6 separate regions of the Mus musculus genome follow, and all the other regions are linked to region 3. A link is a loop called in an ENCODE intact Hi-C map of the cell type or tissue named here. Cell type or tissue: heart. All regions are shown on one strand.

What was found. A loop is a pair of places that touch in the nucleus more often than their neighbours do. Peaks named below come from ENCODE experiments on the same cell type or tissue, not always from the same donor. Only the 100,000 strongest peaks of a DNase experiment are listed, where the experiment ranks them.
Region 1: a loop joins it to region 3, with 12 times the contacts of the local background. A loop is called at or near these places in 22 of 42 quality-filtered maps.
Region 2: a loop joins it to region 3, with 3 times the contacts of the local background. A loop is called at or near these places in 3 of 42 quality-filtered maps.
Region 4: a loop joins it to region 3, with 2.0 times the contacts of the local background. A loop is called at or near these places in 4 of 42 quality-filtered maps.
Region 5: a loop joins it to region 3, with 2.3 times the contacts of the local background. A loop is called at or near these places in 4 of 42 quality-filtered maps.
Region 6: it touches region 3 in a loop (4-fold over the local background); 3 of 42 quality-filtered maps call a loop at or near these places.

The regions. Positions count from the first base shown.
Region 1 is chr6:117,825,459-117,830,458 of GRCm38, reverse strand. No RefSeq gene overlaps it. Among named protein-coding and RNA genes, the nearest start is that of Zfp637, 13 kb to the left of the region's middle. In heart, CTCF peaks have their summits at 1,970 (motif pointing right) and 4,842 (motif pointing right); a DNase peak (open chromatin) is centred at 1,988; H3K27me3 peaks cover 2,387 bases.
Region 2 is chr6:116,626,850-116,631,849 of GRCm38, reverse strand. It overlaps Zfp422 (zinc finger protein 422), which reads left to right and starts at 2,851. Exons shown (of 2, transcript NM_026057.3): 1 at 2,851-2,919; 2 at 4,717-5,000. The coding sequence starts at 4,814. In heart, no CTCF peak of the experiment used is centred here; DNase peaks (open chromatin) are centred at 1,919, 3,039 and 3,159; H3K4me3 peaks cover 1,752 bases; H3K27ac peaks cover 1,966 bases.
Region 3 is chr6:116,765,117-116,770,116 of GRCm38, reverse strand. It overlaps the pseudogene Gm22882. Among named protein-coding and RNA genes, the nearest start is that of Gm36788, 7.6 kb to the left of the region's middle. In heart, no CTCF peak of the experiment used is centred here; a DNase peak (open chromatin) is centred at 2,116; H3K27ac peaks cover 924 bases.
Region 4 is chr6:116,964,102-116,969,101 of GRCm38, reverse strand. No RefSeq gene overlaps it. Among named protein-coding and RNA genes, the nearest start is that of Gm36873, 170 kb to the right of the region's middle. In heart, a CTCF peak has its summit at 2,460; no DNase peak of the experiment used is centred here.
Region 5 is chr6:116,977,998-116,982,997 of GRCm38, reverse strand. No RefSeq gene overlaps it. Among named protein-coding and RNA genes, the nearest start is that of 2810048H02Rik, 170 kb to the left of the region's middle. In heart, no CTCF peak of the experiment used is centred here; a DNase peak (open chromatin) is centred at 2,457; H3K4me3 peaks cover 703 bases; H3K27ac peaks cover 792 bases.
Region 6 is chr6:116,616,356-116,621,355 of GRCm38, reverse strand. It overlaps LOC115490481 (a small nucleolar RNA gene), which reads left to right and starts at 3,370; the gene lies at 3,370-3,513. In heart, a CTCF peak has its summit at 3,091 (motif pointing left); no DNase peak of the experiment used is centred here.

The DNA of each region.
Region 1 (5,000 bases), 1.1 Mb before region 3:
CTCCCCTTCCCATGTTCTAAATTAACTCTATTTTATACTATATTTGTCATGTGGCTGGTACCCCAGGGGGAAGGGATTCCTCAGCATGGGCCTGCAGTGGCACCCCCTTCCACCTCACCATTCCACACCTCTACCAAACATCCTGGCTTTCTTTCCTTTCCTTTCCTTCTTTCCTTTCCTTTCCTTTCCTTTCCTTTCCTTTCCTTTCCTTTCCTTTCCTTTCCTTTCCTTTCCTTTCCTTTCTTTTCTTTTCCTTTCTTTTTTCTTTTTTTTGGTTTTTCGAGACAAGGTTTCTCTGTATAGCCCTGGCTGTCCTGGAACTCACTTTGTAGACCAGGCTGGCCTCGAACCCAGAAATCCGCCTGCCTCTGCCTCCCGAGTGCTGGGATTAAAGGCGTGCACCACCATGCCCGGCTTTTTTTTTTTTTTTTTTAATTTCCTTTTTTTAAAAAAAATTTTTAATTTATTTTATTTATATGAGTACATTGTAGCTGTCAGACACACCAGAAGAGAGCGTCAGATCCCATTACAGATGGTCGTGAGTCACCAGGTGGTTGCAGCGAATTGAACTCAAGACCTCTGGAAGAGCAGTCAGTGCTCTTAACTGCTAAGCCATCTTTCCAGCCCCTTTCCTTTTTTATAAAACACAAAAATTCTAGACTTACCAAAGGCTTGCAAAGCAATACAGAATTTATGCCTTTAACTTCTTCTTTTTTTTTCCATTTTTTATTAGGTATTTAGCTCATTTACATTTCCAATGCTATACCAAAAGTCCCCCATACCCACTGCCTTTAACTTCTAATAGTAAACACTTAAAGAACTGTAACATAAAAGATATTGTTGCTGGGTGTGGTGGCACATGCCTTTAATCCCAGCACTTGGGAGGCAGAGGCAGACGGATTTCTGAGTTCGAGGCCAGCCTGGTCTACAGAGTGAGTTCTAGGACAGCCAGGGCTATACAAAGAAACCCTGTCTCGAAAAACCTAAAAAAAAAAAAAAAAAAAAAAAAAAAAGGATATTGTTACAACATACCAGACTAATATTTAAGCATAAGTTTCTGGCTATTTAAGTTTAACTAGTTTTTATTTTTTTTAAAAATGTGGTTGATTTTATGTTCCGAGATTCAACTTAGAGTCTCACATTTCATACAGTTCTTGTGTCCCCTAAATTTCTTCCAATTTGCATTTGACATTTGATGGTGATGGTAGTAATAATGCTGGAATATACGGTCACTCTATAAGGGCATACTAATGACCCTCTTGCTTTCTCTTCTCTTTGTCCTTATTTTTTCCCCTTACCCCTTATCCCTTCCCTTATCCCTAAATAAGACTTAAATTAGCTTTATCTTCATTTGTTTTTACTGAAGTAAGAACAAGCAATGGTTTTTATTTCTGAAATAGGCAAAAAACCTAGACTGTCATTCCAAAGGTTTTATAGCAGCCTCATCTGTGTTTTGGAATAGCTAATGCATTTCTTGGGATGTGAAGACCATAACCATAATTATCACACAGCTGATTTTATGGTTAATAAATATATAATTTGAAATTTAACAAAGGGTGTGGCTTTTTGAAGTAGCTGGGCGAGACTGAGGCTGGGTGGCGATTATGCCCTTTGTCTCCTGTTGTGTGGTTCAGCCGCTGCTCCTGCTTCCGCTCTTCAGAGGTAGTTCTACCCCAAGTAGAACATTTTGGGTCTCCCTTCACAAGCTTGCCTCTTCCCGGAACTCCCAAGAAAGCCAACTTCTGACACTGTGTGTAGGTAATCTCCTGACTGAGACGCAGGTCGCTCTTGGTGTCCACAGTTGACCTGGCTGATCTGTACTTGGGCTTCTCTGTGCGCTCAGGTCCGAGTCTGCGTGTAATTTCCAGGTGTCTTAGAGATTTTCTTGCTTCACTTAGGGGCTTCCCTAGCAACTGTTCAGGAGGCTGAAATCTTTCCCCAAGTCCAGAAGCCTTTCTCCCTTACAGCAGCAGGGGGCGCTGCGGGCACGCCCAAGACCAGCCCTACCCCTGCAGTGTTCATGAGGCAAAAGAGTGGGATCCCAGGCCCTCGAGTTTGGATTTTAACTCCATCCTGGAGCAAAGACTATAAAGCTAGATTAGCATTTTCTTAGTGCCTGAGAGTGGTAGTCAACCGACATAGGGCTACGTCTTCCATTCCCTTCTTTGGGTGGATTCTGCCAGGGGACTTCCAGGTTCCACAGAGCGCCTGCCTGGTGCCCGGGGATGATTGCTTCCTTCCTGGGCCTTGGTGTTTTCAGGCTTCTGTTGCTCTGCCTATTTTTCTCATGTTTTGCAGCCTCTGGGCTTTCACAGAGGGCTGGGAAAGGTTCTAGAATGGTGTCAATGGCCCTGGGACTCCCTGGGGTGACGTGGGCAGAGATGTTCTGTGGCAAGGACAGCATGGGCACCTCTAACCCTCCATGGAAGATGGTCTTGAGGGCTCCCATGATGAATAGCATGCACCCCAGTTCCAGCACTGTCTAGACCCTCTGGGGTGCCCAGCTTCCCAGTCACGCTGAACTTAGGGCTGTGCCCGCATGCTTTGCTGATGGCGGGAGGACTGCTCTAGGGGTCCTCTGGTTTCTCTGCTTCCCCCTACCCCCATCCTGAGACATGTGATGGCACATCTGCCGCGATACTGATGGCACATCCCTCTGGGAACTGTCTGCCGTGTCTCACTCCTAGACAGTCTTTATACCTTTATGATGGGGCTGGGGAGTGTGCAGCAGACCTGCCATACTCTGTCCAAAGGAATTGTGGGAAGAGGCTGGGCCATAGTGTGACCCCTATCTCAGGCTTCCCTGTCAGTCCTTCCTTCCTTCCTCATCTACAGGGGCTCCCACAGAGACATTAGAGATGGAGACGCAGAGACACTCTCGCCCACAGAAACTCAGAAATGGAGACACTTCCAGAGACAAAGATACACAGAGAGACAGATGTGAAATTGGTGATGCATACAAACGGGCTGAGCTGTACTCATACAAGCAGAGAAACATAGATGCACACAGACAGAAGCACATGGGCATACACAAGATACAAACACATAGATGGAGACATACTCCCTCCAACAAGGCCACACCTCCCGCAATAAGGCCACACTTCCTAATAGTGCCACTCCCTATGGCCAAGCACATTCAACACACGAACCTATGGGGACCAAACCTATTCAAACCACTGCAGATGGGCACACAGAGAGGTGTACGCAGATGCCCATAAAGAGATGGCGGTACGTGCAGGTGACCTTTAAGAGACAGAGATGCACACAGAAATAGAGATGTGCAGAGACACACAGAGACATAGGGACACATGGCACACAGGCATTTATTTACAGATGGAGGCTTGCACAGATACATAGACAGACATTTCTATGAGACACAAACATAGACATACATACAAAGTTAGAAAGATAAAGACACCCTTGGCTTCTCATGTCACATCTATGCACGGGATAATGAACAGACCAATCTTTTGATCTTTCTGTCATTATCTTTCAAGTCTCTGGCCTCACACCTAGAGAGCATGGTTTGGAAATGAGAGGCTATGAATGATGTCACTTTACTGAGCGCCACAACTCCTGTCTTGTGACATGGCACTTGGATCTGCTTGCTCCTCTTTGGGACAGCTTTGTGTTAGAGCTGTCAGATATTTGCACTTGTTGTCCTTCCCTATCCAGACCCCAGGCCCGACACAGGGTTGTCTGAGTCTGAGTCCCAAGGCTTTCTGACCTTCTGGGGGTCACACCTACATTGCTGTGGGACCTTGACCTGCTCCTTTCATGCCTGTGAGTGCTAGAAATGTCCAGAGAGGAGGCAGGGCACCTCTATTTCCATATTCCCAGATTTCCTAGTGAGTGGTTAGGTTTTAAAGGACAGTAGCCCTACAGCTTTTTATAGCATTGTAAATACTGTTTGGTCTCAGCCCCGACCTTTCTTCCTGACAGTGGCCATTTGATGTGGGGTCCAGGAAGTCTGATCCTACTGACCCTCTGGGGAGCTCTTGTTACATGTAACTCCCTCTGACAGCCCTTCACCTCCTGTTTTATCTCCAGCATTCTTGCTACAGGACTGCTGATCTGAATTATGCTACTGTTATGATGTAGCCCCTACAAGGCAGCAGCGTCTGGCTACACACTTCCCACTAAGGGCGGGAGGAGCCGAAGCTGGAGGATGTCAGGCGCTGGCTTACATTTAGGTGTGAGTGCAGTTGAGTCGCAGTGTTTGCTTTTGACTTTTCTAGCCATGTTTGCAGAGTTAGCAGACTCGGACACCACCGTGACCACGAACTTGCCCTCTCTACTCCACATGCTGCTGCGCCTATCACCCTGCCTTGCTAGCATCTGCTTAAAGCACGATTGTGGGTTTCTCAGCAGCAGGGAACACTACCCGTGTGCAGAACACCTCTGGTTCCAGCACAGCTCACATAACTCTGAGGACAGATTGACTCCTTGCTCCCTTCCTTCTTCCCCTGCCCTTTTGGACCCCCTCACCCCAAAACTAGCACAGCATTCTCAACCTCCCTAACACTGCCACCATTTAACACAGTTTCTCATGCTGTGATGACCCCAACCATATGCATTGTAATGAAAACAATTTTTTTTTTTTGGAGGTAGAGGTTTGCCAAAAGGGTTGTGATCACAGGTTGAGGACTGCTGTAAGCCATGGAATGAAGGCGTTTCTGCCATTGATTCAGTGAATTTTGTGACTCATGTGAATTGACTTATTTTCCTTCTGTGTTTTCTGGACCCAGGGTCAGAGTTTAAATTGAACAATCGAAGCATCTCAAAACTAACTCCAAATGATGGGCTTCAACTTTGGTGGGTGCTGAGCTGAATAATATTATAATGATGTTCCAGCAGATGGCAGCAAAGAGCCACGAAACAGAGTTGCCTGTGCTTACTGGGCTGAACCGCGGAGTCATGGGTGGCCTGCCCTTAGCACAAATGATTTACAACAGTCATTACCAGGGTACACTCAGCCTCACATTTCTTTGTGCCTTCTA
Region 2 (5,000 bases), 140 kb after region 3:
ACACTGTGAAGACAGGCCCAGAACAATCTGTGAAAGTGAGGGATGGGGAGCTGGAGAGATCCCTGCCAGGCAGGCAGTTAGGGAAAGGGGTCACAGATAAATAAAAAAGTTGGCAGACTCCCAGCCTCTTTCTCACCTTTCTGACCTGAGACAGAGGCCAGGTGGAACTTTCTTCAGGCAGCAGGAACCTCCCTCTGGCTGACCCGTCCAGGCTGCTTAGATATGTTCAAGGCCAATCCTGAGCATGTTTACCTAGAGCTGCGGGTCTGTCCGCTCCCTGTTCTGTCTAAACTGTCTCCGTTAGAGTTTCTATTGCTGGAATGAAACACCATCACCAAAGCAACTTGGGGAGGAAAGGGTTTATTTCATCTTACACTTCCAGGTAAGAGTCCATTCCTGAAGAAAGCCATGGTAGGAACTCAAGCCGGGCAGAAACCTAGAATCAGGATCTGATGGAGAAGTCAAGAAGAGCTGCTCACTGCCTTCCTCCCCAGGGCTCACTCAGCTTGTGCTCTTAAATACCCCAGAATCACCTGCCTAGGCTGACACCACCTACACTGAGCTGGGCCCACTGACAACAACTGTTAATTGAAAAAAAAAAATGCCCTACAGATATGCCTACAGGAAGAACATAAGGGGATGAAAGGGGTTGTTTCTCAACTGAGAGTTCCTCTTCCCAAATGACTCTAGCTGGGTCAAGGTAGTATAACACCAAACAGGACATTAGCCAGTATGAAATGAGGAGAGTGAGAACTCAACCTGGGGAACCCAAAAGCCCCCCCCCCCATGAGGAAAATGATAGAGAACAGGGCGCTGATAGCCCCACGTGAGGAAAATGGATTTTGGTTTCTGAATCCCCTTTCCACCTTGTGGAGAGTCTTTCTTTCTGTGTGCTTTTCAGTAGCTGTCTCCGGGGCCTGCTTTCTCACTGACTTTAACTGGGGGATGGGTGGGTCCACCACTTCCTTTTCCAATGCTCGTGTGTGTGTGTGTGTGTGTGTGTGTGTGTGTGTATGTGTGTGTGTTGTGGTTGTTGTTGTTCTGTTTTTTTTACCTTTTTGTGTCTTGGATTTTTTTCTCTTTTATTTCTTTAGCTGGTGAGAAAACACCCAGCCAAGACCCCCAGATGGCACCAGAAGGGTTGTTTGTAAGTTTAGAGTAGGGGAGACCATGACAAGAGTGACATTGAGGATTTTGGCTTGAGCAGCTGGAGTGAAGGCACGGTTGTCAATTGCTGGGCGGAGACTATCGAGGGACAGAACGTTTGATGTGCCATGCTCACTGCGCATTCAAACGGGATCCCAAGCAATCGGATCCAGGAGCCTGGAGCTCTGGAGAGTTGCACATGTCAATGGGTCAAGAGAGTTTATGCTGGGACCAAATATAAATGACCGTGGCCCAGAAACAGATTTAGGTTACCTCAAATCCCAGGCCCCAACATGGAAGCAGTTTCATGAAGTTTCATAGTAATAGAATAAAGAAAGTTGCAAAACAAGACACTTTGGAACACACTAGTGGAAGCATGGAGTGGGAGGTTATAGCAGCATGGAGGAACCTCAGCTGCAGGCTTCCGCTATCAGATGACTCTTGGACTTCTGGTTGTAGAAAATCAGTTTTGTTAAATTAGCACATCCCAAAATATTTTTTACCTGTCAGTCACAGGATGTCAGGTCAAAAGTGGGCAAAGTAGTGGTTATTTCCATGGCTAGAGATACCTCAAACTCTGTTATGACTGGGCTCCGGACCTACGACACTCCCAAACCCTCCATAACCACAGAAGCTCACTTATCTGGCCAGCCGCGCAGAAGAGTGCTGCTTCTCTGCAGGAAGTTGCATTTATGGACACCAGGATCAGCCAAGGTCGCCAGTGAGGGGAGTCTGCCTTAATGCGATGAATCTGAAGCCATTAGAACTCCCCTGGGAAGGAAGCATGTGTGCCTTTCCAAACCGAGTTGTTCACTCACAGTGTGAGCGGGAGCAGAATTCCTCTCCAAGCTGGGGTTCCTGCCCAGTACACTGAACGCATTCATTTTCCTCTGATAGGAGTGGCTGATGCAAAGTCACGGCTCTCTCCTCAAAGTCATGAGTTTTATTCAGAGGCCAAACACAAGTGATGATGGCCCAGGGAACACAGATTTAGATTACCCAAACTCCGCCTTTCAACCTGCAACCAAATTCATGAAGGTTTGACAGTAACAGAACAAAGAAAGCCATAAATCAAGATACTTTTAAATTCATTTGTAGAAACATCAGAGAGGTGGGTTAGAGCTCTGTTTAGACATCTCAGCTATAGATGTCATCTAACATAGTATTCTTGGCCTTTTGATTGGAGAATGGGATTTTGTGTTTTATCTGTCAGGATGTTGCACATCCTTCCATAGAAGTGGACAAGGAATGGATGCATCCCAAGATGAATACTAATTATGCTCTGGACCTGCAACATCCCAACCTCTCTTCACCACCGCCGTTTTAATCAATCAGTCAGCCTGTGCGGACAGTGTCCTCCAGAAATTTCACGGGCCTTTTGGTGATATAAGGCGACCCGTGAAAAACATAAGTAACACCTTAGGCTGAAGTTATTTCTCTAGACTAGATACTCAGTACTAAGAATGCAATTTACAAGTTGGAACGGGCTGGTTTGGGGGTGGTGAGCAGAATCTAACAAAGGCCAGTTTCTGTGTAGGTCGACCAGAATAGAAAGAGAGCGGGTAACAGGCCTTAAGGTCCTTGGCTCTGCCTTCTGAGTGGTAAGAGAGGAACACAAAAGGACCACCGGAAGAATCCGCAGGATATGGTGGGGTGGGCCGGGGACCATAGAGGGTCTCTCCGCCTCTTCCTAGAGCGGCCGGCAGCTCCGCGGCTAGCAGCCCGCACTTCCGGCGGGCGAGGCGCGAGGCGGGCACCGTGGCGGCCTGCGCGGTGAGTACGCGGGGCCTGCGGGTCTGCCTGGGCCGGTGTTGGGTCGGGTCGGGCTGCGGCGCTGCACGGAGCCCGGCGGGTGGCCTCGGGCTGGGGTCGGCTTCGGCCTGGGCGCCTCCGCTCGCCGCGGAGGAGAAAGACTCCATTGTACGGGTGGGTAGGCTGCACCGGGCCATTGTGAGCGACTTGGAGGGAAGCGGCGGACTCTTTGTTGCTGCCGTAAATGGGTGAGGGAGCAGGTGCACGCCGGCTAGACGGGTCCCCAGTACTGGAGCTCCATCACCCAGCTTTACCCAGCCTCTCCCCTACTGGGGACCTCGATCAGACAACCGGACTTGGCGGGCGTTAGACGAGGGGGCGATGGACTCCCCAGGTCGGACAGTGAGAAATCAGGCCCGGAGGCGGCTCCGGGGTTGGGATGGGTAAAGGAGCTAAAGGAGCTTCGGGCCTGTGTTTACGAACCCACGAAAGGAGGTTTTAAATCAGCTTTATTTTAAAAATAGGAGCACACATAGGCTACCTGTAAGTATGATTACTTCATCCATAGGTAGATTCCATAATCGATCAGTTTGCAACCAGTTGTGAGTTCCCCGGTATTTAAAGAGATGTGTTTAAAAGTGTATGCTTACCATTATAGCTATTTATTGAGTACCAGGTACCCCACACAGTGTCTCCTGTTTACGTGGTCTGTACATAACCGAGACGGTTATGGGCAGTGATTGCTGTAGATCTGTGTTATGTGCAGTTTGCTCTTTCTGTTGCTGCAATTGTAGCAGATAAAATTATTAAACACCCAGGAAAAGCCCCTGGGCACTCTTACGTTTGGAGGATTATTATACAGCAAAATCAAGACGAAGGAAAAAAAAGGCAGGAAAAGATGTCATTTGTGTTTTTATTTACTTACTTTAAATGCTTGTGTGCAAGGAAACTCAGAAAAATAACTGAGTTGCAAGTAGGTTTTCCAACTAACCTAAGACACTGGAAGTCCAGTGACTGGCTTTGCAGGCCTGAACACCTCCCACACTCTCGCCTATTTGGAGTGTGTGTGTGTGGAAGGGGTTGTTTTGACAGCTTCCAGACAACCTTAAATGTAATGCAATAAACTTATTTTAGAGCTTTTGGTTGTGCTCTCCTTCTTGGCGTGCTATAGTCTAGGAAAGGAAGAATAAAGTGTTTTGGTTTTTTTTTTTTTTTTCCAGATTTTTCTCACCTAGTATTTTCTGAATAAGACTCTTGGGAAACTTGAAATTCTCTTTACCGATTAGCTTCTATTTTCAACTCCGCTTGCTAAGTTATCATCTATAGAAATAACCAAGCAAATAAGAATAGATAGGAATCTATGGAGGTGTAGTATAATCTGTCATTTCTTTTGAATTGGATATCTTACGTAGCAGCTATTAAATGAGAAATTTAGCACAGCCAGTATTGACCTGAGATGCTGTTTAGCAGAGATATTGATCATCTTTTGCAGTTATTTTTGTATCTTCTCTGAGACTTTATCTTGCTTTTGCTTTTTAGTCCTTCAAAATACTCTCTGTGGCTCCTCCCTAACAGGTTTATGTTTTTCTTCGTCTTCTCTTTTGCCTGTCCAAAATCAGAAACGTTGCAAAATGATGATGATGCTGATTAAGCTTAACCTCTGGCATTAGAATCACCTAACGAGCACCTGTCTCTTAAAAGTGCGTCATTGCACTTGTACTAGGTGTGCTTTGGCTACACATGGATGCAGTTTTGATAGATTGAAGAGGTGCTAGTGCTGAACTAATAAATATCTGTATTTTTCTTTTTCTTCTACAGAAGGGAATTCCGAGTTGCGTCACTCTAGGATATGAGACCTTAGTTCAGAAGTTCAGAAGACAGTAGGATCTCTTGCCGACACATTTGCCTACTCACCATGAGGTTAGGAAAGCCCAAAGGGGGTATTTCTCGAAGCGCCAGCCAAGGAAAAGCCTATGAGAGCAAGCGCAAGACAGCCCGCCAGCGACAGAAATGGGGGGTGGCCATTCGCTTCGACTCGGGCTTGAGTCGACGGAGAAGGAACGTGGACGAGAAGCCTTACAAGTGTGCTAAATGCTCCAAGA
Region 3 (5,000 bases):
CCCCAGGCAACTGCATTCATTCCACCAAGGCCCGAATGGTACCACGGTTCAAGTCTAAAATGGCCCAACAGGCTTGTGTTTTAAACGCTTGTTTCAAAGCTTGAGGCCTCTAGAAGGGTGTGACTGATAAGGGCATTCACTAGACCCTCAGTAGAAGAGCGTTTGAAGGTTATAAATGGCTCCTTCCCATTCTCCCTACCCCTTGGTGCACCACAACATGACCCGCTGTTCTCCAGGCACACAGTCCTGCTGACATGATGTCCTGCGAGTGCATCGGGCCTGACACCGGAGGACTGAAATCTCTAAATCAGGAACCAAAATAAACCCTTCCTTCCTTCCTTTCTCTCTTCCTTCCTTCCTTCCTCCCCCCACCCCCACCCCCAGAAAAATGACATGTGGTCCTGCCAACGTCTAGGTAAATAATACAAGTGGCTTTGACTGTGCTTTGCCCCTTGAGGGTCAGTCCTTGTCCCTGATAAAAGGCTGCGCCAAGAAGAAGGCAATGCCCAGAAGAAACACGGAGAGCTGATCGCTGCAGGTAGTGGATGGTGCGCATTTGCACTGCAGGGGTTCTCATGAGAAGCCAGTTGTTAAGTTCATCACCCTGCCAACGTAGAAACTTATGCCAGCTACCCATGTGTCTATCTCTCCCTCAGCTAGAGAAACAACCCTTCTTTTTTTTTCAAGAGCAGAAAAACCAGTCTACCTTTCTGATGTCACAAATCTGGAGTGCTGAGGAGCCAAAGAACCATCTCACTGCCAAGGCAGCCGGGTTTGAAACCCTACTCAATGTGTACAAGTTACGGGGAATGTGGAGGGAGATATAGCTTTCCTGCACACACCTGACACCCGCAGCTGTCTTCTGCAGCCTGTGCCTGGGGACCGAGTATCTAACACCTTCATCAGAGGCAGGTGTGGCTCATTGTTTTGTTTTGTTTGTGCTTTCCACCCCACATCCCATTTCAGGATGTTAGGATTTGAAACTATCAAGTAACATCAACAAACTATATGTGTTTTGGAGACAAAGGAAGTGATGAGCCCTGGACTTCTAAGTTTACTGGTATTTGGTTCCCGTTTCCTCCAACTCCTGCCAGGTCCATCCCTTCTTCCCATGGCTCATTTCCCTGATCCATCAAATCATGAAGATGCTCTCTCTAAGGCACAGATTGGCCTCCACAAGCTAAAGGAAATGCTGTCACTGTGTGCACCTTTAGCCTCATGTACATGCGTAGCTCCCACAGGCTCTCTTAGTTCCGTGCTGTATCTACTGACATTCCTCCCTTCTAAGTAAGCAGTGCGTTCTCTGAAGACCTTTAGATACTTACTCAATCTTAGCATTATGCCTGGTGGTTACTCTATTCTGAGACAGCAAAGGAACCAGACTATAAATAGGTCAGATCCCAGCCCTCACCTCACTGGCTTCTCAGGGCAGGAGCTACAAACCCTCTGTGGCTGTGAGCTGCTTTTGAGTCTGCAGGGAGCCCTTAGGTAGCAGCTCACACAGAGAACACTTGTTAGGGCCTTGGGTCTGATCCTGGCCCTGTGGACTCTCCCATTATGAATATCTATAAATGCTTACCAACATGCCTCAGCTGCTCTTACAGCATGCGTTGGTGTGCTTTCAAGGGGTTGGCCTGCACCCCAGCTCCTAAGGTCGGCTCTTACTAGCTTGAGATAAGTGCAGACTCTCAGCCTGTTTAGCACAGACATTGACTGCGAAACATACTTGACCCAAGCCAGTCCTTGCTTCGGTAGGCCGCTGTTGTCAGGGTTTGGAGGAAACCTGTGTACCCCACATTTGATCCCATCAAGTAGAGCCAAGACTTATGGGTGGCCTAAGAAGATCTCACTTTTTCTGCATTGTTTGATGTGAGGCTAGAACAGCAGCAGGCAGCTGGTTGACTAAGTGGGAAAAGAGTCTGAAAACAAAGCCAAACTGTAGAGAAGACAGCCAGAAAACTAGTGACCGTCCAAATCCAGCCAGTCTTTGCACATCTTTATTTCCAAGTTGCTGTGACTTCTGTTCTCTGTTTACTTGCAACGAAAAGCTGTGAGGAGTGTCTCATCCCACAGTCCAAGAAGCAAAGCTGTGGAGCAACCGGGATAAGCTTAGAAGTCGCCAGGGTTGTAAGGAACTTGCAAGAATTAGCATTAGAGGGAGGAAGCAAAGGGAAAGCCCAAGGATGAACCAGAGCACGCCGGGCCTCTGCCGCCCCCTAGTGGACACTGCTGCCGCCACAGATCCTGCGGCCCTAGCTCAAAAGTTGACCAAAGCCCGGTTCTTCACCGGTGCCTCGACATTCCAGACCTAGATCCTAAGGAATTAGTTACCCAAGTGGAGTGCTCCTTCTTTGTACAGTAGGAAAAATAACATCCCCTGTTATCTGTAAGACTGTAATTAGATGAAATAGTCAAGATGAGGTTAACGGGACCTGCCCATATGAAATAACAAAAGGGGGGAAAATGAATTGCTGACGAAAGAAGTTTTGAAAAGTAGCACAGACAAAGAGCCGCGTGATTGATCCACGTCACTGACCGGAGAGGATCCAGGCCATGCCTTTGAAAGTGTGACTGAGGAAGCATATGGCTGCGCAAGTCAGAGCGCCCACCTAAGCCCAGGCTAGGAACCTGGACAGAGGGAGCATTGCATGCACTGGAGATGCAGAAGCTCCTGTAAGCCCCAGAACGATCCATAGATGCAAATGAGGAGATGACCAGGAGAGCCACTGGAGAGGACTGGAGGGAAAGAGACACAGAAAGCCAGGGCAGGTCCTGGCCACTAGCAGGGTCACTGAACCATCAGAAACCCTCGTTTCAGGCAAGGCCGTTAGTAGTTACAGTAAAACGCAGGTCCCCTAAGGCGGTGGTTCTCAACCTTCCTAATGCTCTAACCCTTTAATACAGTTCCTCATGTTGTTGTTACTTCATAACTATAATTGTGCTACTGTTATGATCATGATGTAAATATCTGATATGCGACCCCTGTGAATGGGGTCACTGTGAAAGTGGGTCACGACCCAGAGGTTGAGAACTGATTCCCTAAGAACTCATACAGGCAGAACCTAGATAGAGCCATCTTGTCTGTAGCCAGGATGAGAGTGAAGCTCAACAGCAAGCTCAGAGGTATATGCAAGGATACAAAAACAGTCACCACAAAATAAGAAAAAAAAGTAATAATGTATAACACCCAATAAAAAGTGTCTGTGCCTTCCAACAGGCAAGATGAGACAGAAGCCCAGTGAACTGACTGCCAATGCACAGCATAACACAATTGGGTGGGAAACAAATCTTGGAAAGAAATCTACAACCCCAAATTAAGTTAAAAAGCAAGAATGCTCTCATGACTTCAGACCAGTCTATGACTTCAACTTCCCTTTTAGAAACCAAGACAAAGAACATTAAATTAGATATAGAAGAAACAGAAGGGAAAGAAGAAGCAAAATAAGATAATACATTACTACAGTAGAAGACAGGAAAACAAAAAATTATGACCTGGAAAAAATTTTTAGACAGTCAATAAAATTGACAAACCACAGGGCATGGGGGGGGGGGACACCTTTTATCCTAGTCCTCAGGAGACAGAGGCAGGAGGATCTCTGTGAGTTCAAGGCCATCCTGGTCTACAGAGTGTGTTCCAGGACAGTCAAGTCTGCATAGAGAGATTGTGTCTCAAACAAACAAACAACAAACCCTGATAGCCCAGTGGTCAGATTGTTGGAGGAGAGGGAGGAGCAAGAAGAGAAAGGGAAAGGATGGGAGGGAAGAGTGGCCCAGCTGCTAACAGAAGAGGGATGCTGGCAGCCCTGCAGATTCTACAGATGTCCAAAGGAAAATAAGACAATGTTATGAAAAACTTAATATATTGATAAGTTAAAGTGTCAAAGCCCTTGAAGGAAATGTGTGTACTTAAAATAAAACACACAATGTTAAATAATCCTATCTCTGTTATTATACATTATACTTTTATAAAAAATCCCACATAGAAAATCTCAGCTTCGGATGGCCTTTCACCTAACATTGAAAGGTTAGTTCATTTTGATTCCAGTCTTCCAGGAAATTGTACAGAATCGACTACTGCTCAGATTGTTGCAAGAAACCATTTAATACTATAACTCCATCAAAAATGTTACAAGTAACAGAAACTCCAGACAGATAACCCCATGAGCACAGATGCAAACACAGGTGCGCAAAGCAAGCATATTCACTTAAAGCCTAACTTTGGCAAGCCAAATCCAACAGACAGTGCACCCTGACTAGCTAGGGTACCTCCCAAGAACGCAAGGCTGGTTCCTTAATGACCTGGAAATCCATCAGTGTTTTTCCCCGTGTTCTTCTACTTAAGGGGAAATCATACCATCGCAGTCATACATTGGACGATGAGGAGAAGCATCTGCAAAACAGTAACAGCTTTTCTGACAAAAACAAAAACCAAAACCAAACAAAACGTAGTCACCCCTACGTTACATAGCCTGCAGTAACGTTGCAGGTGCAGCTGCTGTGCCACATGTGTGTCAGTAAGTGGCAGAAAGGAGAGTCTGTACTCAGTGTTCTGACCTATGAATATCTGAATGATAGCCTAACTAACACTCCCTGGGGCTGGTGGGGGTGGGGGAGGGGAACAAACCAAAACCCTGAGACAGTCCAGGACCAGGGGCTCAGACAGGGAACTAGCCTGAGACAACCACCAGTCTGGTTCCATGCAGGCCCTGAGGGCTCCCAGGGCTGGGAGCAAGCTGGAGCCCTGAAGAGCCCTGCCTGGGACTGAGGGTTCAGGAGGGAGTGAGCCCAAAATAGACAACCCTCACTTGGGGCCACTTGGGCAGACTGGATGATGAAGAAGCCAGCAATGACCACCAGGCCAGCTCCTTGGGGACCGAACGGGGAGCTAGCCTACGACAACTACCACACAGGCCTATGGGGAGGGGCAGACCATGCTCAAGATGACCCCTGTAGGGTATAACACTCTTAAGACTGCTCTTGAGATGGCCCCAGACACACAG
Region 4 (5,000 bases), 200 kb before region 3:
ATGATAGTATAAAATCTCAAATGTTCAGAATTCTGAATTCCTGTGAAGACTGTCATGATTCCCAAATGGTTTAGGATTTCTGGAACATTTCAGATGTTCATATTAACATTTTTCTTGGGAAAATTTTGCAAATATTAAAAAAATTTCAATTCTCTGAAATCTGAAAAAGTTCTGTTCCAAGCATTTTAATAAGGGATGTACAACCTGTATCCTTTTTTGATTAGAATATTTTTGTGGCCTAGATATAGGTATCAGAAACTGAGTAATTTCAAATACAGATTTTGGATTATTATATTACTGGAATAGTGATGTATACAAGATTCCATTCCTGTGGTCTCTTCTAATGGCTTCAGCCGAATCTATGCTTGTCTGTTGAGAGTAATGGAGGCAGCGCTCATATAGAGGGAGTAACTTCAGACCATGCACTAAGGACCCAGCGGGGAGGTGCTCAGGAAGCGGTGGTGAGGGCCTCAAGTCAGTTGCAATCAAACAACCTGTAACTGAGCTCATTCTGTGACTGTGCTTCATGTAAGAGCAGCAGTTTCCTCAGAGATAGAGACACTGCCAGCTAATTCCTGGAAAACTCATTTTCTCTGCAGTCCCCCATACTCCTGTGGACCATAGAGGTAGCTGAGCTAACGCAGGCGCTTTGTAACTGGACCTGGAGGACACAGCTTTGGCAGGTTCCTTTGAACTTGCCCCTGGATGCTCTGCTTTCCTGGAATCATCCATACCACATCTCCTCATTTGTCCTGTGTGAGGAGACTCTCACACGCAGTGAGCGTTCTACTGCCTCCTGGTTTCAAGAGGCTACTGGATTGGGTACTCTGGGAAAATAAGTTAGAAACCACCTTCTAAAGCCAGTTCTGTCCACAACATTCTACACTGGAAACAATCTAATTGAAAACATGGGACCATTTTCAAACTATGCTGGGTTATCACAGCCTTAATAGAAAGATGATTTGTTAAACATCTGTGTTTCACATGGTCAAAGCCAGAGAAAATATGTAGCTAGAAGCTACATTCATTCCACATCTGCAACTAAAATGGTCCTCTGTTATGCTCTCTCGGGAAGGATCTATCCTCATGACCACACGAGAGCCCAAAATATATTGCACCTTCTTTTCCTGTTATGCACTTTATTTTCATTAAGACTTTGTGGACTCCATTCCCATGATGTAGTAAATGTTCTCCATATTTATTAAACACAGACAGCACAAAGATGTACTTGGTCCCCTTCATTAGACAGATAATGAAACGGAGATGGGAGTCTAACATCTGACTCTCTCTGCACCATTCAAGGAATCTAGGGCAGAGGTCCTGTTCTGAGAGCATGTCTCAGATTCAGTGTCAGATCCATCTCACATATAAAATCATGGGCTAGTGACAGGGTGTGGCTGGGGTTTGTGTGATAAACAGTTTGGTCACCTAACAGAACACTAGCTCTGCAGATGTGAACAAGTGAGCCAATGTTCAAATTAGTTCAATACACAATCAGTTTTATGGCATCCAGTAATTCTTGGTATTTTTTTTTCTAAAGAATTACTAAGTGGGCAGGATGCAGCTGTTTAAAGACAGCCTAAGGTTCTATGTCCAAATCCCAAAATACCAAGATGGGTTCTTTACACACAACCAACTGCCTGCAATCTGAAAAGTTTATTGGGTGATTTTTTTCACTTGATTAATTTTTTGTCTTTTATGGGAAACTCAGGCAAGGCACTGGTGTTGATACAAAGCAAGCTATCAGCACCAGAATAGCAGTTGGCATTCTCTGAGCCCCTCCTATGTGCAGTGCTACAGTGCTACAGTGCATCTTGTAAGTGTGTCTTAACAAGCTCTGCAGGAAATCCTCCTTCAGACTAACTTCTCAAAACCTAGATGGAAGCAGCAGTAATTGATGAATAAAGTGGCGAATAGAGAATGCTTCCCCCACCCAGTGTGCTCAGCAGCCACCCTTCCACCCATTTATTCCCTAATTGAAATGAAGCCTGATGTAGACCAATCATCTTATGGGTCAGTGTCACTAAGAGGGTGGGGAAACTGTGTGGTATTTATCAATATGTTATTTGCATATTGTAACCTAGAAATGAATGCTGATGCACTAGTCTATTCAGTAAGCCAGATGGTATACTCATGCTAGGTCTTGTCTCCTACTTATTGTCTCTAATATTTTGAAACATATTGATTTGATAATGTCATATCAAGTCTATCTCCCCTTTGTGATCATTTATTGCACCAGATTCTATTCCAAAGTGTCTTAAGTCTTAGCACATTGTTCTCAGCACTCCAATAGCACCGTGGTTAATGAAGTCACAAATGACATTGTTATAGCATATTAAAAAGTTATATTCAAAAATTCTCATATTCCAGAGTACTCAGGGAAGTTTTGGAGTTTCTGTCCTGAAAGGGAAAGAACAGCAGAGCTTATCAGTTGCAATAGCCAAGGCAGGCAGGGTGAGCTGGTGTTTGGCGCCCCCTGGGCTAGAAATGACTTTTTTTTTTTTTTAACGTTTGAGTTTCTACAGGTTTGGGGAAAGAGTGGAGAAATAAATCCATGGACAGTTGCCTCAAAATAAAAATCTAAAAACCATGAAGTAAACATAAATATGAGAAAGATCACAGAGTGGAAACTTGCAACATTGAACACACTAGAAGATGGAATAAAGACTGTAAAATAGCTACATTATCAAACAAAATCTCCAATCCAACTCAATCCCCATCAAAATCACAAAGCCATTTCTCTCAAAATAATCTAAACATTCATATGGAAGCACAAAAGACCTCAGATAGCCAGAGCAATCCCAAGAAAAAAACAATGCTGAAGACATCATAATTTCTGATTTCAATTTTTAGTACTGAGCAGTAATATAGATTTTTAAAGAGCATTCTTCTGGAACAAAAGACTCACAGATCTATAAAATAGAGTAGAATAGAGTCCTGTCTGAACCCACACAGCTGCAGCCAACCATTTTTTTTTCAAAGATGCTGCTAAAATACTGAAGAAAACATGGGCTTTTCCACGAATGATGCTGAGAACACTGGATGTCCACAGGTAGAAGATCCACATCTCTCTTTATAAAAACTTACCTCTAAAAGAATTAAAGACCCCAATATAAGATCTGGAATTCTGAAAGTGTTAGAGAAAAGAAGTGTAGAATATAGTTGGAGACATTGGCATACACAGGTGCTCTCAACTGCTGAGGGCTCTCAACATTTGCAGGCAGTCATAAAATAACATCAACAGCTGACAAGTGGGGTCTCCGGTGGCTAAAAAGCTTCCAAACCCAATGGAAACAGTTAATTGGGAAAATGATACAGGAAGAAGAAAATCTTTGCCAGTTGTGTGTCTGACAGAGGATAGATGCCTGGAATATACAAACAACAACTTTAATGACAATCAAAAAGTCAAAGCAACAAAAGCTCACAGGAAAATGAAATACGATATCAAAGAATCCAGTCAGTAAGTAGACTAGTGGAATGAGCAATTTTCCAAAGAGGAAACAAAGGGCCAGCAACAAGTTCAATGGGATGAGCAGTTCTCAAAAGAGGACACAAATACATAGTAACAAGTTCAAACTCACCAGCCCTCAGAGGTCTCTCAGTAAGCACATAGTAGGATGTTCAAACTCACTAGCCATCAAAGGTCTCTCAGTAAGCACATAGTAGGATATTCAAACTCACTAGCCCTCAGAGGTCTCTCAGTAAGCACATAGTAGGATTTCAAACTCACCAGCCCTCAGAAGTCTCTCAGTAAGCACATAGTAGGATGTTCAAACTCACTAGCCATTAAAGGTCTCTCAGTAAGCACATAGTAGGATATTCAAACTCACTAGCCCTCAGAGGTCTCTCAGTTAAAACTACACTGTGAGATTCCTTCTCAAGCCAGACAGAATGTCAGTCATAAACGACAACAACAAAAAGCAAAATGAAACAAAAAACTGTAACAGATGCTGGAGAAGATGCCCAGAAGGGAACTCTTATGTACTGCAGGTAAGGAATCAGTGTGGAGGCGTCTCGGGAAAGTAGAAGTCGGTCTGCCGTGTGACCTAGTTATAGCACTCCTGGGTGTTTACTCCAAGTATGGACTGCAAGTCAGCATATCATAGAGATATCTGCAGTCAACAGAAGAACAGTTAGAGAAAGTCTGTGATGGATAAATGATAGACTGTTTTAGCCATAAAGAAAAAGCAACTTTGTTGTTTCCAAGAAAATGGATGGGTTGGACATAATTGTGTTAAGCAAACTAAACCAGTCTAAGCCAAATATGATTTTTCTCATGTGTGGTTCCTGTATTTTATATATGTGTGTGTTGCATAAATGTTATACATACATATGACTTATATTTGTAAATATATGACTATATTTATGCATACATATATATGACATGAAAATAGAATCAAAACTATCTAGAGACTTAGGAGGAGAGGAAAAAGTTGTTGAGTAGAGAGAAGAATATACTCAGAGTGCAATATATATTCATATGGAGATGATCCTGTATAGCATAGTGTCATGCGAAATAAAGATGTACAATAAAAATTAAAAAGAAAATAATTTGGGGTTTCTCAATACTTGCAGCTTTGTACAAAATCAAATTTATTAATATTTGGAAGTGGCACTATGTCAAATTTTTATAATAATACTGAATTAAATTTTTTCTTTCATATTTTTTAATAATTTGTTTCCTGTCTACAAAAAGTAGAAAGATTAATAAAAATAACCTTAGACATTCTGGCTGAAAAACAAAGTGTTTGCAGTATCACTGTGTCCTTTGTGTCTCCACTCTTAGTGAACAACTTGTCTTCACTGGAAGCGATTTCTCTCCATTTTTGCCATTGCCCTGAGCTTTTCTCATTCATGTCTCATCCCAGAGGTGTGTAGCTTTCCAGAACACCAACTCTTAACTGTGCATTTTTTATCTGTTGCAGATAAAAACAAGTTCGTCCTGCACACACACTTGTGCTGTGTGTGTCTTGAGATTGGTTTAATAACTGCAGGTCTGA
Region 5 (5,000 bases), 210 kb before region 3:
AATTAGTAATGTCCGTAGAGCATGTAGAAAAGTTCAGTGCTCTTCCAGGCTGCCTTTCTGAAGCTTTGGGGTTTTAAACCAAGGACAGAAACTTCAGTAATCACATGAAGCTAAGTTGCGCTATCTGGTAGAGGAAACACAGGCAGTAGAGTGATAGTTCAGGACGGTGGAACTCTGGGAAAGATAAGCTTATGGCGAAGAACCTCAGGAGCATTTGGTATTGACGATATCTCCACTCGAATATGAAGGTTAGATTTTTCTTTCTAGTATTTTCAAAAGGCATAAACATTGAGATGGAGTATGGAAAAATATTTTTGAAGGAAAATCACCACATGTGATTTTATGTGTGTATGTGTGTAACTGTGTTTTGCTTGTAAGGTGTGCAGAGGCCTTTGCTGAGGGGGGGTCACAGTCTATTAAAATGGACCGACGGAGCTAAATCATCTTAGTTTTCCATGAGGTAGTTCTGATACGATCACCAGGTCTCACCACTGTTTAGCTTGACATTATGTAAAATGTTCCTCTGAACAATTTCCATGGGTTTTACAACATGGAACTGTGTGTGCAGCATGTCTCAGCAGCTGATCCTCACACCGGCTTCCCTTCCTCTGTAGCTTTTTCTATGGTTAGAACCTTGGTGGATTTCAGTATTTCCTATTTCTCTGTTAAACAGAATAACGATATCTTCCTTCTTTCCACATTTCGCACACACTTCAGGTTCACAGGCACATGTTGTGCTGTAAGAATCCATCACTGTCTTTTGTGAACACTTAGCATACTTCTTAGACTTGACAGTGGCTTGTATCTGCTGTATTTTACACACCATTCAAGAACTTCTTTGCAGCGCTGACGTGCTCTATCATGGAATCTTGATTAATTTTCTTGCTCTGAACACTCTAATCAAACTTGTGAGATTTGAAGGTGACCGTGATGTGGTCCCTGAGGCATAGAGTGAGCCATACTGCCCTTCTGGGAATTCACCACCAAATTACAAGCACCTTAAGCTGGTGTGGCCTAAGTTGTAGGGGAAGAGCGGCGAACTTCCTGCCCCGGGTTGAGAGACCACTGACAGTCCATAATGATGCATTATGAGTCTTGAAAGTAAGTAGTTGCCAGCCTGGGTTGCTCTATCCATCAATGTCATCTGTTAAGATTGACAAAGAAACAAACGCAGTTCCAGACAAGGAAAAACTGCAGAAGATGCTTAAAGGAACATTATACACAGAGGAAGGAGAAAGGCAAACCTCAATTGTGAGGATCCAAGGAAGAATCCATCTCATGAGAGGAGAAAACTAAGGAAGGGCAGCTAGGAAGGACGCCAACAGATCTAACAGTGGTAAACAAGAAAGACCCCCATACTGTCAATAAAACAAGCAAACAAAAAACAACAAAGCAAAATAAAACAGAACAACAACAACAACAAAAAATAACCCAAACAAGCAAACAGCATCCTAGCCAAGCAGTAAAGCAATCAACAAAATTGCAAGCACTAAAGAACTTTTAAAATAACAACACAAAATGTAAATGGTCTTGTTTACCAAGAAAGAGACACACACTAGTTAATTGGATTAAAATTCAAGGTGTGTGTGTGTGTGTGTGTGTGTGTGTGTGTGTGTGTGTGTGTGTTCACAACCATCTGTGACTTCAGTTCCAGGGGATCCTGATACCTTCTGGCCTCTGTGGTTAGGCACCAGGCATGCATATGCAGGGGTATTCATATGGTGCACAGACAGACATGCAGAAAGAAATTCGTACACATTAAAAATGAAATATTTTTAAAGAATTGAGGTGGATGAGAGAATGAATGACTCAGGTATGCTAAAATTTCCAGGAAATAAACCGGGCCAAAAAAAAAAAAAGCTATCAGACTAGGTCAGCAACAGACAAAGATCTGTATTTTCAGCAGCAAAATAAAATAGGAAACTTTGCAAAATCGAATAGAAGAGAAAGCCCAGAGGCCACCTTCAGGAATTCATGCAGTTTGTAGCACTCTCCCTCTCATCAAAAGGAGTACATAGCCAGCATGTAGCCTGGCTTGAGAAGTGGCTTCAGAAAACCAGCGCTGGCTGTACTTCCGGTAGCTGCTTTAAAGAGGAGAAAGGGAGGGAAGAGGGGACAGAAGTTGCAGCAGCACAGGGTGGCAGACACTCGAAATAACCTTCTCTTTGGCACTCAACTGGATCTGTGTCAAGAAGCCATTAAAACAAACAAACCAAAAAAGGACAAGCTGAGTCAGCTGCTTTGCCACCCCAAACACACCCTGAACGACACACCAGGGAAACCCAGAGGAAATGTCAGGCTGTAAGCTGAAACCTGGCCAGAAGGATACTTCTAGACTGTGGGGGAAGACATTTGAATCAGCGCCAGAGGCTTCAGGGGACACAGGCTGTCCTTTTCAAGAAGGGGGTGGGGTGGGGTGGTGGTGTCCCTAGAACCGCATCCTCGGGGGTTTGAGCGGCTTTTGCAACCTGACTCCTGCAGGAACTTCAGTGGGTCTGGCCAGCGTTTGGAACCAGGCCCTTCAATGGGACCTGCATCTGCCACTCAAACGTGCAGGACTGTCTGGGGTGTGACTGGCAGCTGGGAGCCCAGGAAGGAAAACTGGGGAGGCAAGCCTGGAGCAAGAGAGCAGGCAAGAGACAGGGCAGGCTCTGCGTCTTCATCAACCGCAGACCCTTGCTCTGTTCTCATTCTGCCTTATTTTTTCTTTTTCTCTTCCAACCGTAAATTAAAGCAATCTTTTTATTTTTTCTTTGTGGTAGACTTTCCAGAGAACACAAGCTGGCCTGGTTGGCGATCTCCTTGCCTGAGCCTTCCGGGCTGGGGTTATTTTGGATTACCTAATTGATTTCTTCGCTTCTCTTCATTCTACCTTTAGGCAGACTGCCTTTCTCCTTCCTTTATCCCTATTGGTCTCCTTCCATTGGTTTTCATTCCTCTCCTTTTTCTTTATCATCCCACTAACCGCTGGTTTTCCCATTTCCACTCAGATCAGCATCTTAGCGTGATACTGTTGGGACTCCTGTGTTTCATACAGTGACTGAGTCCAAGAGAATTGTTGGGGGTGGTTCTTACTGTTATTGCTATTGTTATTGTTGTTCCTATTGCTGTTATTGTTATTGCTACTGTTACTGCTATACTATTATTATTGTCATTGTTATTATTGTTATTGGTGGTGGTGGTAGTAAGAAAAGGGATACCTCAATTCTACTAATTCTAGTCCAATTAGGGCATTGCAAATACTTCCATTGAAAAAAATGAAGATAAAAGAAAAATATAATTAATGATCTAGTTCCCACATCTGCAGGACCCAAAGCAAAAATAAATAAATAGATTTATAACCAAGACAACCAGACTCCCCAAACTTACAAATCCCAAAGTAATAGATGCCAAGGATTGGATTAAATGAATTCCAAGTGAAAGAATTAAAAACTATCAAAAGCTTCATTCTTCTTTATGTATGAGATAGATAAACAACACTTCAAAAGACAGACTTAAGCAACTGGTGCTAAGAAAACTAGAATCCACATGGAAGAATTGGGGAATGAGTGGGATTGGAGTGCACGGTGCAAAAAAATCACAAAGACTCGATTAAAAAAATTATATTAAAAAGAAAGAAAACTAGAATCCATATGTAGAGGAATGAAAGAAATTCATATCTCTTACCCCACATGAAAAAAAATCACTCCACAAGGGACCAAAGACCTTAACTGTAAGGCCGGAAGCTTTTGAAGTTGCAGAGGGGAAAACACTGCCAGATACAGCATATGTGAAAGTGTTCTGAAAATGACCCAAAATAGGACAATGTCCCTAAAATTTAAGAAGTTATTACACAAAATTCAAAATGTTCTGCAGAGTTATGGAAACAATCGGTACTCAAAAAGGACACACACACACAATCAGAAAGCTAATTTATACAGTTCTCAAAAGAAAAGAAAAAAAAATTACAAATGGCCAACAAGTACTTGGAAAATTGTTTGGTATCTTTAGCCGTGGGGAAAACGTGAATGCTTTGGGTCATCTCATCCCACCAAAGCAGCTGTCAGCAAGACAACCAAGGCAGCATTGCCGCTGTGGATGTGTGGAAGAGGAATCCTATTCACTGCTGTGGGAGTGCAAGCCAGGGTAGCCATTAAAGAACTGGGTGTAGAGATCCCCAAATAATAACATAGGGCTGCTGAGTTGCCTGAATGTTTTGTGAAAGCATGAGTGGCCAAGCCCGATGACATGAGTTTGAGCCCCAGACCCCACGTGGTAGAAGGAGAAAACAAAGTCCTTCAAGTTGTCTTCTGACTCTCTCTCTCTCTCTCTCTCTCTCTCTCTCTCTCTCTCTCTCTCTCTCTCTCCCTCCTTCCCTCCCTCCCTCCCTCCCAATAAAAATAATAAAAAGGAAAATATGGAGTATGCATGGACAATGGAGTTTTATTTAATCCTAAAGAAGAATGTAGAAAAATAGACATTTGTAGAAAAATAGACAGAACTGGAAGTAATTATGTGAAGTTAAATAAGGCAGACTCAAAATGGGCAAATAGATGTTGTCTTTCATATACACAAATGGATTTAATATGTTAATGTGTATTAATGTAATAAAATTCATGTATTATGTATGTGCACATGCATGTATGTATGCATATATGTATGCATGTATGTATGCTATGGCGTTGTGAAAGTGGAAAGGAACCACGAGGAGAGAAGAGTATATATTCCAGGCAGGGGAGAGTAACAGAGGGCACAGAACGAGCAGAGAGGATTAGGGGGTTATGGGGAGACCAAGAAACAAGAGGGTGGATGAGAGAGGGTAGTGGGGCAGATGATGAATAATAAAGAATATTACCATTATAAGAGCCATTATAGAAGGATTAGAAGAATCTATGCCTATATAGTTCTTCAGAGCTGTGCCACAAAATTAGATTTTCACTTATGAAAAACCCTGTGGATCATCCCTACCCCAAACCCCAGGCTCATCATCAAACAGCACCAGGCCAGATGACCTTATTCCC
Region 6 (5,000 bases), 150 kb after region 3:
TAACCTGAACCCTTGGGGCTTCCAGAGACTGAACCACCAACCAAAGAGTTTACAAGGGCTGGACCTAAGACCTAGCCCCTCTCCCTTGCTCATACATAGCAGATGTACAGCTTGAGCTTCATGTGGGTCCACCACCAACTGGAGTGGAAGGTGTCCCTGTCTGTTGCCTGCCTGCCTGTAGATCCTGTTCCCCTAACTGGGATGTTTTGTCTGGCCTCAGTGAGAGAGGATGTACCTAGTCCTGCAGTGACTTGAGGTACCAGCCTGGGTTGGTTTCCTGGGAGGGATCTCTCATTTCTCAGAGGTGAAAGGGAGGAGAGGGTGGGGAAGGGGCCATGTGGTGGGGGGACTGGGGGCTGCAACTGGGATGTAAAGTGAAGAAAGAAAGAAAGAAAGAAAGAAAGAAAGAAAGAAAGAAAGAAAGAAAGAAAGAAAGAAAGAAAGAAAGAAAGAAAGAAAGGAAGGAAGGAAGGAAGGAAGGAAGGAGAGAGAGAGAAAGAGAGAAAGAGAAGGAAGGAAAGAAGAGAGAGAGAGAAAGAAAGGAAGAGAGAGAGAAAGAAAGAGAGGAAGGAAGGAAGGAAGGAAGGAAGGAAGGAAGGAAGGAAGGAGGGAAGCAAGGAAGGAAGGAAGGAAGGAAGGAAGATAGCATCATGAAATTTGTGGGCAAAATGCTGGAATTAGGAAAATAATCATCTTGATGTGACCCAACCCAGAAAGATGAACATGGTACGTAATCATTTATAAGTAGATATTAACTGTGAAGTAGCCCAGAGAGGCTAAGTAACAAGGAGAGCTAAGCGCAGACAAATGGGTCTCCCTGAGATGAGAAATAGAATAGATTTTTGTGATTGGACTGGGAGTTGGTGAGGATGTGAACAGGAGGGATCAGGTTGTGGGGATGGGTGGTGGGACAAAGTGCAGGCAGAGATGACTGGGATTGGAGGGCATTTGAGGGGTGATGTGGGAAACCCCTGGAATTTACAAGAGTGACCCTAGCAAGGACTCCTGGCAATAGGATAGAGAGGACAAGGAGCCTGGACCATCCATCTTTTGTAACCAGACAAGGCTTCCAGTTATGGGACTGGGACAGCAACCCATCTACAAAACCTTTGACCTATATAATCTGTCCTGCCTGTAAGACGTGCTGGGGCAATGGTGTTCCAGAACTTGTGGAAGTGGCCAACCAATGATTGGTCTAATTTGAGGTCCCCTCTATGTTCAACACTGCCTGGATGACGAGAAACTAAAGGCCACAACAGCCCAGAGACCTAGGATAGAACCAAACATGGCTGGGAATAAAAATGAACGAAATGATTCCTAATGATGTACTGCTGTACTCATAGAGCAGTGCCTAATCTAGTTGCCATCAAAGAGGCTGGCTCTGGCAGTTGATAGGAGCAAATGCAGAGACTCACAGACAAACATTAGGCAAAGAGAGACCCCAGGTTGAAGGTCTCTATCAGGTCCCTCCCCTCAGAACTTTAGGAACCCTATAGAACATAGGAAGGGGAATGTATGGGAACCAGAAGGATCAAAGAGACAGAGAGAACATGGCCTGTGGAATCAACAAAGTAATTTTCATAGGGGCTCAAAGTCGTGGTGCCTTACATGGGTCTGCGATAGGTCCTCTGCATACAAGTTATGTTTGTTGGCTTGGTGTTCGGGAGGAGTTCCTGGCAGTGGGAGTTGGGATATATCTGATTCTTTTGCTTGCTTTGAAGACACTTTTCTCCTACTGGGTTGCCTTGCCCGGCCTTGCTGTGAGTATTTGTGCCTGTGAGTATCTTGTTGTGTTGTGTTTGGCTGATGTCCCTGGCTGATAGTTCCTGGAAGAAGCCAGGAGGAGATGGGGGAGATCTGGGGGTAGTGGATCTAGGGGAGAGGGGCAGTGGGGCTGAATGAGAGGAGGGAAGGGAGCAGCAGTCTTGGTCAGGATGTATCGTATGAGAGAAGAATAGATTTTTAAAAATTAAAGTAACAACAGTGACTGAAAAAAGACATCACTAGTGCATAAATTTCTGTGCCATATATAATACAGTGGTATATAGGTATGGCTCGGACAGACCCAACAGGGTTAAATTATTAGAAATTCTGTTCACATTTTTACTGGTTTCTGATACTTTAAAAATATTTAATTAATTAATTAATTATTTATTTGGTGTGTGTGTGTGTGTGTGTGTGTGTGTGTGTGTGTGTGTGTGTCCAAGTGCCCAGGGTTCAGATGTTGAGTAGTGAAATTAATATTTGGAATGTTATAGGCCAGTTGTATATTAGATATGCAAAGATGCCATTAGCTTGTGATACTAAATTGTCACACTTTGTATTAAACATAGAAATTTGTTTGTGTGTGTGTGTGTGTTTATGGAGGAGAGAAGCTAAAGTCTAAAGTTCCAGCAGCATTGGCTCCTCATGAGTCTTGTTTTCTTGCTTTGCAAGAGGACCCTCTTGGTCCTTCCTTACATGGATCAAACACACACACACACACACACACACACACACACACATACACACACACCAGTATTTAGCATACACCACAATGCACTTGCACATAAGAACTCACAGAGGCTGTGAAAACATGCATACAACTTGACCATGGTAAGTCAGAAGATAACCCCAGTGTGGAGGAGGGAGGAGTCATGAAGTCTCACTCTTTGCTGATGAGCTTTAACAGTTGATGGTTGCTGGAAGACCCAGTTAACTTTCTTTAAGGATTTCTCCCTGTAAGGATACCCACACTCCAGTAGATGGCCCTGCACCTGTACACACACTGGCAGATCTAAGTGGACGGTGGGGAAAAACACAATCATAAAATTAGGAGGGGATCGAGGTGGAGGTATAGGGAGAAACTGGAAGGGAGAGATGTGATGTGCATTTGATCAAAGTATATGTATATCTGTAATTCTGAAGCACTAATTCAAATCCTTTAAATAGAGGGCAGGGATATATATGGTTCTGGTCAAAGTCTGGCCCCACCCTCTACTGTCTCACCATCTTCTAGGCCTTTTCTACACCCTGCTTCATGGCCTGAAAAGTTATTAGAACTATGTGAAAGCTTTTTCTGAGACACCTATTCTAGTGGAGACCTCTAGTGGATACCTTTCCCTTCTCCCAGCATGAGAGTTCTCAAGCCATTCCTATTTCTTGGGCTCCATTGTTTTAATAATCTCACTGAGGAACACATGTGTCTCTTCAGACTATTGTCATTTCTGCCAGACCAGTTACAAGTCTTTTCTATGTCTTAACACCTCTGTCTTGAGAAGGAACATATCTGTGTCTGAAATATATATAATAGAATTCAAAAAGGGACCAAGGTTTGAATATCTAGTTAGTGTCAGATAGTTGAGTATAAGAACTATAACCCCCACCCCTGACCCCTAGCAATGGGCAGAGAGACACCTTGTTGGTGCTGATGTTTGTATATCAGTTAGGGGCAGAGCAGGTGGCAATCCTTTGTGAATCCTAGATTGATGCCTGGCTTGGTAGCCCAAACTGTTTTATGCCTAGGACACATGAAAATCAAATCAAATCCAGGCAACACAGCTCAGGAGGAAGAAGAGAGACAGAGACCTGCTTTCTGTCATGCCACATAGTGTATGTGGGGAAAGATGCTCCACTCCACATCAAGGGCAGGCCATAGTAACACAGAGCCCTACTTACCACCACAAAGTGCATCGTGGGAGAAGATAGATGGAGACTAACAGACCACCATGGTGCCCACAGACCTGCCCTCTGGTGTTGTGGATTGCCCTGGTGCTTGTATTTTGATGCTAATTCTGCTTCCCCAAGAGGGGCTGCCTGTACCAAGGAGAAGAGTGGATCAGTACTCAACTGACTTCATGTGAGTCTTCTCCCCATTTTAACTTATAAAATGTAAATGGGTAGTGGAAGAGAGGCGGAGCTAAAATGTTTTGGGAAGAGGAGGACAGAAAGGAGGAGGGGGGACGAGGAAAGAAGAGGGAGGGAGGAAGACTGAAGAGGAGGAGATGGAAGGAAAATGGAGCAAAAGCACGTGGCCTGGAGAAACGGCAAGTTCTAAGGGATCTCATAGCTGGGGAATATAGTAGTGTAGTGGTAGATCTGCCCAATCTAGGCACGCAGCTTGTATTTATATTAATTGAGTTGTGTTTTCCTTGCACGGGCTTATTTGGGTTGGAGATTTACCACAACACTCTGGTGCACGGGCACAGGTGGACTGTAGACACCTGCTTGCAGCCATGACACACAGTTCTGCCCCTCCCCAGCTGCAGCACTTGGGAGAGTGGGCCTTGCATCCCTCCTGAACAGCACAGCAAAGCTGATCCTTGTAGTGAGAGCTCTGGAATCTTGGTTTCTTTAAAAAAAAAAAAACACAGAAATGCTGTAAGAATATGTTTCTGTTTTAATCCCTGGTGTGGGGTTGTGGAGCTGCTCTGCAGCAAATGACTATGATTTGCCTCGTGCTCTAGCAGAGGCATGGTTTTGCCAGCTGCAGATGGTTTCCAAGATTGTGTGATATTTAGAGTTCTGGGAACTTTCCAAAGAGTATATAAATGCTAAAGCCTCATAGTTGAGGTGGGTGGTTGTTAATCCTTCAGGAAAATTGATTGCAGTTTATTAAGTAGCTGTGTTCTAAGAAGAAACAAGAAGAAAGTAATGTGTATCTCTCTCTCTCTCTCTCTCTCCCTCTCTCTCTCTCTCCTCTATCCTTCTTTCTCTCCTATTCAGTAATAGGAGGTGAAACAGGGGGTTAAATGGCGGGGAAAAGAACCCACAAAGTAGCTAGACCAGCTACAGACCCTGGTGATAGGGATACAGCTGAGCCCATCCAAGAGTAAGAGCATGGGGGAGTTGGCCCTGCCACGTCTTTGCCATGAGATGGCATTGATGTGGAGGTTATGCCCTCCTCCTCTGGTCCCTCATCAGCTGCAGCAGTTGGGAGAGCTGCTCAGGGTCATGAAAGTGGGTGATGTGGCTCTGTACCTCACTGGCTTCAGCACAAGGAAAAGTGGGCTCTGCACCTC